2 separate regions of the Homo sapiens genome follow, and region 1 is linked to region 2. A link is a contact called in ENCODE Hi-C or POLR2A ChIA-PET data. All regions are on one chromosome and are shown on one strand. Each heading gives the region's core, a stretch centred on a gene start or an enhancer-like site at or near the end of the contact. The rest is flanking DNA. Distances are from core to core; before and after follow the strand shown. Region 1 holds the start of LGR4 (leucine rich repeat containing G protein-coupled receptor 4). Region 2 has its middle 99 kb from the start of SLC5A12.

What was found. A loop is a pair of places that touch in the nucleus more often than their neighbours do. ChIA-PET counts read pairs that join two places held with the same protein, here RNA polymerase II (POLR2A).
Region 1: a loop to region 2 is called in a map with no recorded cell type, with 4 times the contacts of the local background. The contact joins the promoter of LGR4 here to the enhancer-like site in region 2. A Hi-C loop is called at or near these places in 1 of 37 single-sample maps with no recorded cell type. POLR2A ChIA-PET finds 5 or more read pairs at or near these places in 1 of 52 experiments (OCI-LY7).

What each region holds. Positions count from the first base shown.
Region 1 is chr11:27,471,115-27,475,865 of GRCh38, reverse strand. It overlaps LGR4 (leucine rich repeat containing G protein-coupled receptor 4), which reads left to right and starts at 3,076. Exons shown (of 18, transcript NM_018490.5): 1 at 3,076-3,748. The coding sequence starts at 3,564. It overlaps LGR4-AS1 (LGR4 antisense RNA 1), which reads right to left and starts at 4,135. Exons shown (of 4, transcript NR_131170.1): 1 at 4,034-4,135; 2 at 2,909-3,088; 3 at 2,670-2,698. RefSeq lists silencers at 3,303-3,352, 3,483-3,652, 3,903-3,962.
Region 2 is chr11:26,818,980-26,823,935 of GRCh38, reverse strand. No RefSeq gene overlaps it. Among named protein-coding and RNA genes, the nearest start is that of SLC5A12, 99 kb to the right of the region's middle. Within about 2 kb of position 2,940, at least 3 of the 41 ENCODE cell types and tissues checked have a DNase peak (open chromatin) inside an H3K27ac peak, as active enhancers do.

The DNA.
Region 1 (4,751 bases), core at 1,827-4,326, 650 kb before region 2:
TATACTTGTTCAGGTTCTATGTTTACAAGAGTTCTTGGGTAAAGGGGTGGTAGAACCGAAGTCCAGCTTATCCATCAGTCAACAAGTCCTGTGTGCTCTGCACAAAGACACCAAGGCAAGTATCACTACGATAGGGTACTTTCTTCATGGCCCATAAGCTCCATGCCACATATGCAGAGGGGTTGCAGCCCAGTTCTATTTTTTATCTAGCCTGTGGATGCCGCAAATTTACTTACACACAACCAATGAAAACTTTAAGAGGAACCGATCTGTAGACAGAGACCCTATTATTTTTTGCTTGCCGTCAATTTTTATTTGGTTTATCTCAGTATCTTTCCAGTCCTTATGATTTATTTAAGAGCTGATCATTTTTCTCTAGTTATCTGAGATATTACCTTAATCACTGGTTTTTTGTTTTTTGTCTTTATACTTTCTTGGGACATCTTATCCAAGAGATGGAGACTAATTGACCAATGTATCTCTAATGCAAAGCATACAAAATGTACCAAATAAGAAATACAAACACTTCAATATATCTTATCTTTTCTGTTCCCTACCCAAGTCTTTTGTTCCTGATCTTTTATCTTCTTGGCTAAGCTGCAAATTTGAATCTTCCTTTCTTACATTTGTCATCTAATAGACAATAGGAATTTATTTTTTAGTAAAATCTGCATCTCCCCTTTTTTCAAAATATAAATCTCTCCTTTCACCTAAGTTTTCAGCCATAAGATTTTATTATTTGAAGACAAAGAATAAAGTTCTCCAAGTGTGGTTCATGAATCACCTGTGTCACTTTCACTTGCTGTGCAACAAAATGCTGGTTTCTGGGCCCCACTTAGGCCTACTAAATCATTCTGCATTTTTAATCAAGATTTGCATATAAGCCGGACTCCGTGGCTCATGACTGTAATCCCAGCACTTTGGGAGGCCAAGGCAGGTGGATCACTTGAGGTGAGGAGTTTGAGGCCAGCCTGGCCAACATGAGAAACCCCATCTCTACTAAAAAAAAAAAAAAAAAAAAAAAAAAAAAAGTAGCTAAACATGGTGGTGGGCACCTGTAATACCAGCTACTGGGGAGGCTGAGGCAGGAGAATCACTTGAACCCGGGAGGTGGAGGTTGCAGTGAGCCAAGATCACGCCACTGGACACAGTGAGTGAGAGTCCGTTTCAAAAAAAAAAAAAAAAAAGAAGAGATCTTAAAGAAACGATTACAGAAACTAACTTTACAATTTCTTCCTTATTTGTTCATGACAGTTGCTAGAAAATAATGGAAATGATTTAGACGATGAAAGCCTATTTAGGGAAGGCTCTAAGAGTACCAGATTAGGAGCCAGGAGCCCAGGAGCTGTTCCGTGATGATGTTGGGCAGAACACACTCTCTCTCGAGCCTCAGATTTCTTATCTATAAAACCAGAGTTTTCTGGGGGTCTTTAAGTTGTCTTTCAGCCCTGCAGTGAGAGGAGATATGTCATTCCTAAAACTTGAAATGAAGGCATATGTTTATTTATTAACTCTCTAGCTTCTAGACAGATTTACTGTATGTGACTTATGTGCCCAACCTGACATTATCTTTTAGATAAACTCCCAAATACAAAGATGATAAAATTTTTTCATTTTAAACTTATAGGTCTGCATCAACCTGTTTCCATTGTCCTAAGTTTTATTTACATACGATGGCTAGTCAACTTTATATGATAATTATCTTTAAATCCTGCTTTTTTTTTTTTTTTTTTTTTTTTTTTTTGAGACAGAGTTTTGCTCTTGTTGCCCAGGCTGGAATGCAATGGCGCGATCTCCAGCTCACCGCAACCTCCGCCTCCCGGGCTCAAGCAATTCGCCTGCCTCAGCCTCCCGAGTAGCTGGGATTACAGGCATCTGCCACCACACCCGGCTAATTTTGTATTTTTAGTAGAGACGGGGTTTCTTCATGTTGGTCAGGGTGGTCTAGAACTCCCAACCTCAGGTGATCCGCCCGCCGCAGCCTCCCAAAGTGTTGGGATTACAGGCGTGAGCCACCGCGCCCGGCCGAATCCTGCTTGTTTTAATGTATTCATTAAAAATGTCTCCATTATAGAGTAAAACGACTCAACGCCATGGCAGAGAGCAAGAAACGAAGTACCCTTAAAGCCGTAGTTGGTACAGGTAATGATTCCGTGGGGTCTATTAGGCCACAGGGACTCAAAATCCAGAAGAGGAGGGAATGCTGATAATTACCTAACACCAACGTTGCTGCTGGCTTCTCAGCCGTAGTCACCTCCCACTCAGATGTTTTGGAAATTGTCCAGTGTTCAGAAACATCACTTTCTCTGACCTTTTACAAAATTCCTGTGTTTCAGGATTTTAAAGTGCGTGAGAAAGGAGTCTAATTTGCAGTCACCAAAAACACCAAATACAGAGAGAGGACTGGGGAGAATGAATTGCTAAGACTTAGCTACCAAATGTGTATCAAGATAGGTGTAAAGATCCCAGGTGAAGTGAGGCACTGGAGAGGGTACACTTTTAACTTAGTGTATAGCTAAAACCCAAAGATGTGTGTCAGATCGAGGGAAACTTTTTTCCTCCTCTTCAAAATCTTTTTTCCGTTTGCAGAGCTCCAGACGTCCTCGCCCTTTGGAACAGCGGAGAGTCATTTAAAACTTAACTGAACGCTGGAGGGAAGTTCTACTTACCAGGTCATCCAATTTAGGAGATCCAATTTCTGCGGAGGGAACAAAAAGACGGGTGGGGGAGGGAAAAACTAGACCCCTTGTCCTACTATCCTTCTACCTTCAATCCACAACCTGCCAGACAAATCCAGCCAAGTCAAGATTTTGCCTTGAACCACCACCACCACCACCACCACCACCGCCGCCACCACCACCACCACCACCGCCGCCACCACCACAACCACCACCACCTTGTCACTCACGCCCGAGAAACACGCCCCTCTGGTCCTCCTCTTGGCCAATGGCGGCTCTCCTCTCTGCATAGTAATGAGCTCGAGACCTCCCCGGGCCAATGGCGCTCCGGGAGAAGGGATACTTTTGCATGTACCTAAGTGATTTGCATAAGCCAGCGGCCGGGGGTTTGGGAACCAGAGCGTGCAACCCTAGAAGGGAAAAGGACGGGAAGAGATTGAGCCGCGGCTGGGAGACAGCGAGCCAGAGTCTGGGTGTTTGTGCGAGAGCCACGGCGGGGGCTGGGGCGAGTGGCCGGCATGGCTGAAGGCTGCGCTCTGCAACCTTGAAGAGCCGCTGCATTGAGAGGCCAGGGACAGGGAGACCGGTGCGATGGCAGAGCGCGGCCCCCGCCGCTGCGCCGGGCCGGCCCGGCTGGCGTGAGCCGCCGGAGGAGCGGGGCTGCCTCTGCGCGTCCATGGAGCAGCGGGAAGGGCGAAACTCCGGAGCGCCGCGTCCCTGCGCCGCTGCGGCGGACTGCTGAAGGGGCCGAGCCCGCGCGGACCGCCGAGGAAGAGACCCCCGCTCCAGCCCGCAGGCCGGCTGCCCGGGGGCGGCGGGGGACATCGGAGGGCAGCGGAGCGAGCAGCGCCGCGGGAGAGGCCGGCGCGGGAGGCGGCCGCAGCAATGCCGGGCCCGCTAGGGCTGCTCTGCTTCCTCGCCCTGGGGCTGCTCGGCTCGGCCGGGCCCAGCGGCGCGGCGCCGCCTCTCTGCGCGGCGCCCTGCAGCTGCGACGGCGACCGTCGGGTGGACTGCTCCGGGAAGGGGCTGACGGCCGTGCCCGAGGGGCTCAGCGCCTTCACCCAAGCGCTGTGAGTGCGGGCGGCGGGGACGCGAGGGGGGGGGAGGAAACGGGGCCCAGCGGGGGGCGCCGCGGGGCGGAGCCAGGGGTCAGTCCCACCCCACCCCGCCCCGCCGCCGCCCGGGCCTGGGGAGGGGGTCCGCCGGTCACCTGCGTGCGGGCTGCCTGGCACCCACTCCTGTGCCACGGGCTTTCCGCACTTTGCTAGTCCGGGTTCGAGCCAGCAGTAGCTTTCGTTCCCAGACTTTTTGGGCACAAGCACCCTCCCACCCCACCGCGCACACCCCCAACTCACAAGTGCATCTGGGGCCAAGAAGGAGGAAGTAATCTAAAAACGCTTGCCCCTGGCAGCCTGTCCACGCGACCTTCCCTTCTCATGAGGGCCCTCGCTCAGCGGGCAGGAGTTCCGCTACTGGCGGGGCTGAGGGCGCCGAGAACTTGGCCTCAGTCTGCATACCGAGGCATGTCTCGTGGGGAAGCACCTGGAGCCTCCTGGGTTCCAGCATGTGGGGAGAAGAAACACCTGTACCTCAGTCAGGGCGAATCTCCTTCCAATTTGGCCCCATCCAGGTAGTGCGTCCCGGCACCTACCTCGGCCCAGTTCCACTCGGGACTACCCCACTAACGCCCAGGCTTCTGCAGCACGCAGGGGAGTCCGAGAAAACAAGGGAGAATTACAGGGTTCTGTTGGTGGACATGCTCTTACCCAACAAGGCCTTTTAAAGAAGGAATGCTGACCTGAGGTGCAGGATGTTGGAAGAGAAGCAAGTTCCGGAGCATATGCTCAGCCCAGGCTGCAAGGTAGCAGCAGGTTTCTAATGCACCTTCACGCAGCCAGCAGATCTTTTCTTTTGAGCTGCCTGAGATCGAGAGACACACTGAAATGTTTCAGACTTACAAAATCGCCCTGCCAAAACGGACTTGAGAGCTTTAGACGTTCCCTTGAGAAAAGAAGAGGAATCTGAACTAGGTTGTGGAGGTGGTGGCAAAGGCCACGGATAGAGGAGGAACAG
Region 2 (4,956 bases), core at 1,691-4,190:
GGATGTATGGAAATGCCTGGATGTCCAGGCAGAAGTCTGCTGCAGGAGAGGAGCCCTCATGGAGAACCTCTACTATAGCAGTGCAGAGAGGAATTGTGGGGTTGGAGTGCCCACACAGAGTCCCCACTGGGGCACTGCTTAGTGGAGCTGTGAGAAGAGGGCCACTGTTCTCCAGACCCCAGAATGGTAGAGCCACCAACAGCTTGCACCATGCACTTGGAAAAACTGCAGGCACTCAAAGCCAGCCTGTGAAAGCAGCTGCAGGGGCTGTATCCAGCAGAGCCACGGCGGGGAGATGCCCAAGGCCTTGGGAGCCACCCCTTGTATCAGCGTGTCCTCCATGTGAGACATGGAGTCAAAGAGATTATTTTGGAGCTTTAACATTTAATGACTGCTCTGCTAGGTTTCAGACTTGCATGGGGCCTGTAGTCCCTTAGTTTTGGCTGATTCTCCATTTTGGGATGGGAACATTTACCCAATGTCTGTGCCCTCACTGTATCTTGGAAATAATTAACTTGACTTTTATTTTTACAGGTTAATAGGCAGAGGGACTTGCTTTGTCTCAGATGAGACATTGGACTTGGACTTTTGAGTTAATGCTAGAATGAGTTAAGACTCTTGGGGGCTGTTTTGTAAGCATGATTCTGTGTTGAAATGTGAGAAGGAAATGAGATTTCAGGGAGGCTAGGTGTGGAATAATATATTTTGGCTCTGTATCTCCACCCAGAACTCATGTTGAATTATAATTCCCAGTGTTGACAGGGTACTTGGTGGGAGGTGATTGAATCATGGGGGTGGATTTTCCCCATACTATTCTCAAGATAGTGAGTAAATTCTCATAAGATCTGATGGTTTAAAAGTGTGTGGCACTTCCCTCTTTGCTCTCTCTCTCCTGCTCTGCATGTGAAGATTGTGCCTGCTTCCCCTTTGCCTTCCACCATGATTGTAAGTTTCCTCAGGCCTCCCCAGCCATGTCTTCTGTATAGCTGGCAGAACTGTGAGTCAATTAAACCTCTTTTCTTCATAAGTTATCCAGCCTCAGGTATGTCTTTATAGCAGTGTGAGAATGAACTAATACAGTATATTTGAGAGTCAGAAGTGCGGATAGTAATTAAGACTTAGAATAAATGAGATTATCTGTGGAGAATCTGCAGTGATAAAATAAGAAGCTTAGGGCAGAACTACAAAGAATACAGGATTTAGGGTATGAGCAGGAAAGGGATGGCTGCTAAAGAGAGTAAGTTTTTGTAGCTTGACAGTGAGAATAAAACCAAGAGAGTAGAGTGCCACAGAAGTGAAAGTTGAGTAAATTGTCATGGATGTTAAAGGAAGTGCCACATATTACTTTCACTAACATTTAATTAAACAAATCAAGTCACTTGGCATCTCTGACTTCAGGGGGACAGGGCAGTATAATCTTACCTTGTACTGAGAAGAAATAAAACAAAAAATATGAGTGAGAGCCATGACATCTATCACACTTTGTAATAAATTATTCCTTCTGTTTTCAGCCCCACATTTCATTCCTGTCCTCCATTTCTATACCAATGTTTTTGCTGAATTCCCTGGCTCTCTATGGTTCTTTGTGACAAATTTGTTTATTTCTTCCCTATATTCTTTTTGTGCTAGTATTCTAACCTCTGTTCTGTTCCCACAGTAACCACTGCTTTTGTCCAACAGAATTTAACTGAGTTTGCTTATTTACTGATGACATTTCATGTCCCCTTCATTACCTAGAATGAAAAAAATTAAAGTTTATATATATAAATTTTAGTAGGATCTTCAGTGAGACAGGCTATAAATATGTAAGTCTAGTTTATTATCTTTCAATAAATATTAAGTAATATTTATAATTTTAAAAATTTTACACTGGGCCAGGCACGGTGACTCAGACCTGTAATCCCAGCACTTTGGAAGGCCAAGGCAGATCTTGACCTCATGATCTGAGGTCAAGAGATCAAGACCATCCTGGCCAACATGGTGAAACCCCATCTCTATAAAAAAAAATACAAAAATTAGCCAAGCGTGGTCGTGGGCGCCTGTAGTCCCAGCTACCTGGGAGGCTGAGGCAGGAGAATCAGTTGAACCCAGGAGGCAGAGGTTGCAGTGAGCTGAGATTGCACCATTGCACTCCAGCCTGGTAACAGAGCAAGACTCTGTCTAAAAAAAAAAAAACAAATTTTTACACATCGCTTTTTGTGCTCTAAATAAGAAATATTTGCCGGCCTCCAAGGTGTGAAGATATTTTCCTTAAAATTTTATGGTTTTGACTTTTATGTTCGGGTCAAAACATAAAAGATGGACAAGATGATTTTGAAGATGAAGCCTGTAGTGGCAGACCATCCACATTAATTTGTGAGGAAAAAAACTCATCTAGTCCATGCCCTGAATAAAGACGACCAACAATTAACAGTAGAAATAATAGCCAACATCACTGACATCTCAACTGGTTCAGCTTATACAATTCTGACTAAAAAATTAAATTATAAAACTTTTCCCTCAATGGGTGCCAAAACCAGCTCAGCTGCAGACAAGAGTGGAGCTTTCAATGGAAATTTTAAACAAGTAGAATCAAGATCCCGAAGCATTTCTTCAAAGAATTGTCATGAGATAAAACATGACTTTACTTGAATGATCATGAAGACAAAGCATAATCAAACCAATGGTTCCTAAGAGGTGGGCATGGTCCAGCTAAAGCAAATCAGACTAATAAAGAGTAAAGGTAATGACAACAGCGTTTTTAGGATTCGCAAGTCGTTTTGCTTGTTGACTTACTGGAGGGCTAAAGAATGATAACATCTGCTTATTATGAGAGTGTTTTGAAAAAGTTAGACAAAACTTTAGCAGAAAAATACCAAGGAAAGTTTCACCAGAGTTATTCTCCACCACAACCATGCCCCTGCTCATTCCTTTTATCAAACAAGGGCAGTTTTGGAAGTATTTCAAAATTATTAAGCAATTGTTAGGCAACTACCTTACAGTCATGATTTGGCTTCTGACTTCATTTCCTAATCTTAAAAAAAAATCTGTAAAAGGCATTTATTTTTCTTCAGTTACTAATTAAAAATGACAGCTGGGTGTGGTGGCTCACCCCTGTAATCTCAGCACTTTGGCAGGCTGAGGTGAGTGGATCATTTGAGGTTAGGAGTTTGAGACCAGCCTGACCAACACGGTGAAACTCCATCTCTACTAAAAATACAAAAATTAGCTGGGCATGATGGCACACGCCTGTAATCCCAGCTACTCAGGAGGCTGAGGCAGGGGAATCGCTTGAACCCGGGAGGCAGAGTTTGCAGTGAGCCAAGATCGCACCACTGCACTCCAGCCTGGGTGACAGAGCAAGACTCCATCTCAAAATAATAATAATAATAATAATAATAATAATAATTGTAATTTAAAATAACTGCATTGAGGTGGTTAAATTTCCACAACCTTCAGTTTTCAGGAATGGACTAAATGGCCAGTATCATTGCTTACAAAAGTGTCCTGAATTTGGTAGAGCTTATGGTAAGAAATAAAATTTATATTTTTATTTTTATATTTTAATTCAATTTTTCACAAACTTTTCAAAATCACTTCATAGATGTCTATTGTGAAGTATAGTAATTTGACCCAGACACATTATTTCATCCTTAATTTCTTTCTTTTTCAAAATTCTTTTGAGTAAAAATCTATTTGTCCATGAATATCAAGAAATAGGGTATCACACGGTTGTTTGGAAGTCTAACTAGAAATTACTTATCAAGAACTGTAAAGGGTCTGAGATTTCACCCTACTTGCAAGCTAATAAGTTAGCCTCTCATAGTTTCATGAATGCTGGCAGAAGACATGATATTTTAGGTCAAAAATTGCATTATCTTGTCAACCAGCACCTTGGAGGAGGCCAAGCCAGGGCCACAGTTGGAGACAGTGTCCTGACCAAGAGAGATTGTGGGAGAATCATGGTGGACAGAAAGCAGGAGTAGATTGCAGCTCCCACTCAGACGGACAGAGCAGTATGTGGAGGCGTGCATCATGATCTTTTGTTCCAGAATGACTGCAGGAATATATTAGGAAAGCCAAGAGAACCCACAGACCCTCTGAAGAAAGCAGATTGCTCCCGCGGGGCTTGGGAAACACCTGGAACACACACCCCCACTAGGGAACCTGAAGGTCTAGATTATGAGAAAAGATTCTGACCTTACCTGGAGCTGAGTCAATTTAGAGAGACAAGCTAAATACAGGGGTAGAGGAAGCAGCAGGAAAAGCCTTATGGTCTCACTGGGTCCTCTAGCAAGCCATTTCTGCCCTGCCTCACAGGGATCCTTGGGGAGGATGGTCAGAGGCACTGGGTAAAGGCCACAGAGAGAAGCAAACCTCCAGCTGAACTTTGTTAACAATTTCAACCAATCGAGAAGTCTCCTGGCCAGAACTCAAGGGAGGGAGTGAATCCATTGCGCAGACTCCACAGGTGGGGAAAGAAGGAAAGCCCTAATTTCTTTTGCAGCTGGGAGGTGGGTAGCCTGGGGCAAGTTCTCGGTCCTGCTCACCCACTACCTGGAAGTAGACTTGGTGCTGTTGGTGGGGGACGTGGTGGGAATGAGACCGGCCCTTTGGGTTGTGTGGATATTGGATGAGGCCTGTCACTGCTGGCTTTCTCCCACTTCCCTGACAACCTGCATGATGCAATAGAGGCAGCCATAATCCTACTAGGAACATAACTCCATTAGTCTGAGAACTTCACCGTCATCCCCAGCAGAAGCTGCAGCAAGACCTGCCCAAGGAGAGTCTGAGCTCAGACACACCTAGCCTTGCCCCCACCTAATGGTCCTCCCCTACCCACTCTGGTAACTGAAAACAAATGGCATATACTCTTGGGAGTTCTAGGGCCCTGGCCACCACCTCTTCCTCCCCATACTACTACAGCTGATGCTCTCTTGAAAGCGCCACCTCTGGACAGGAGATCAACCAGCACAA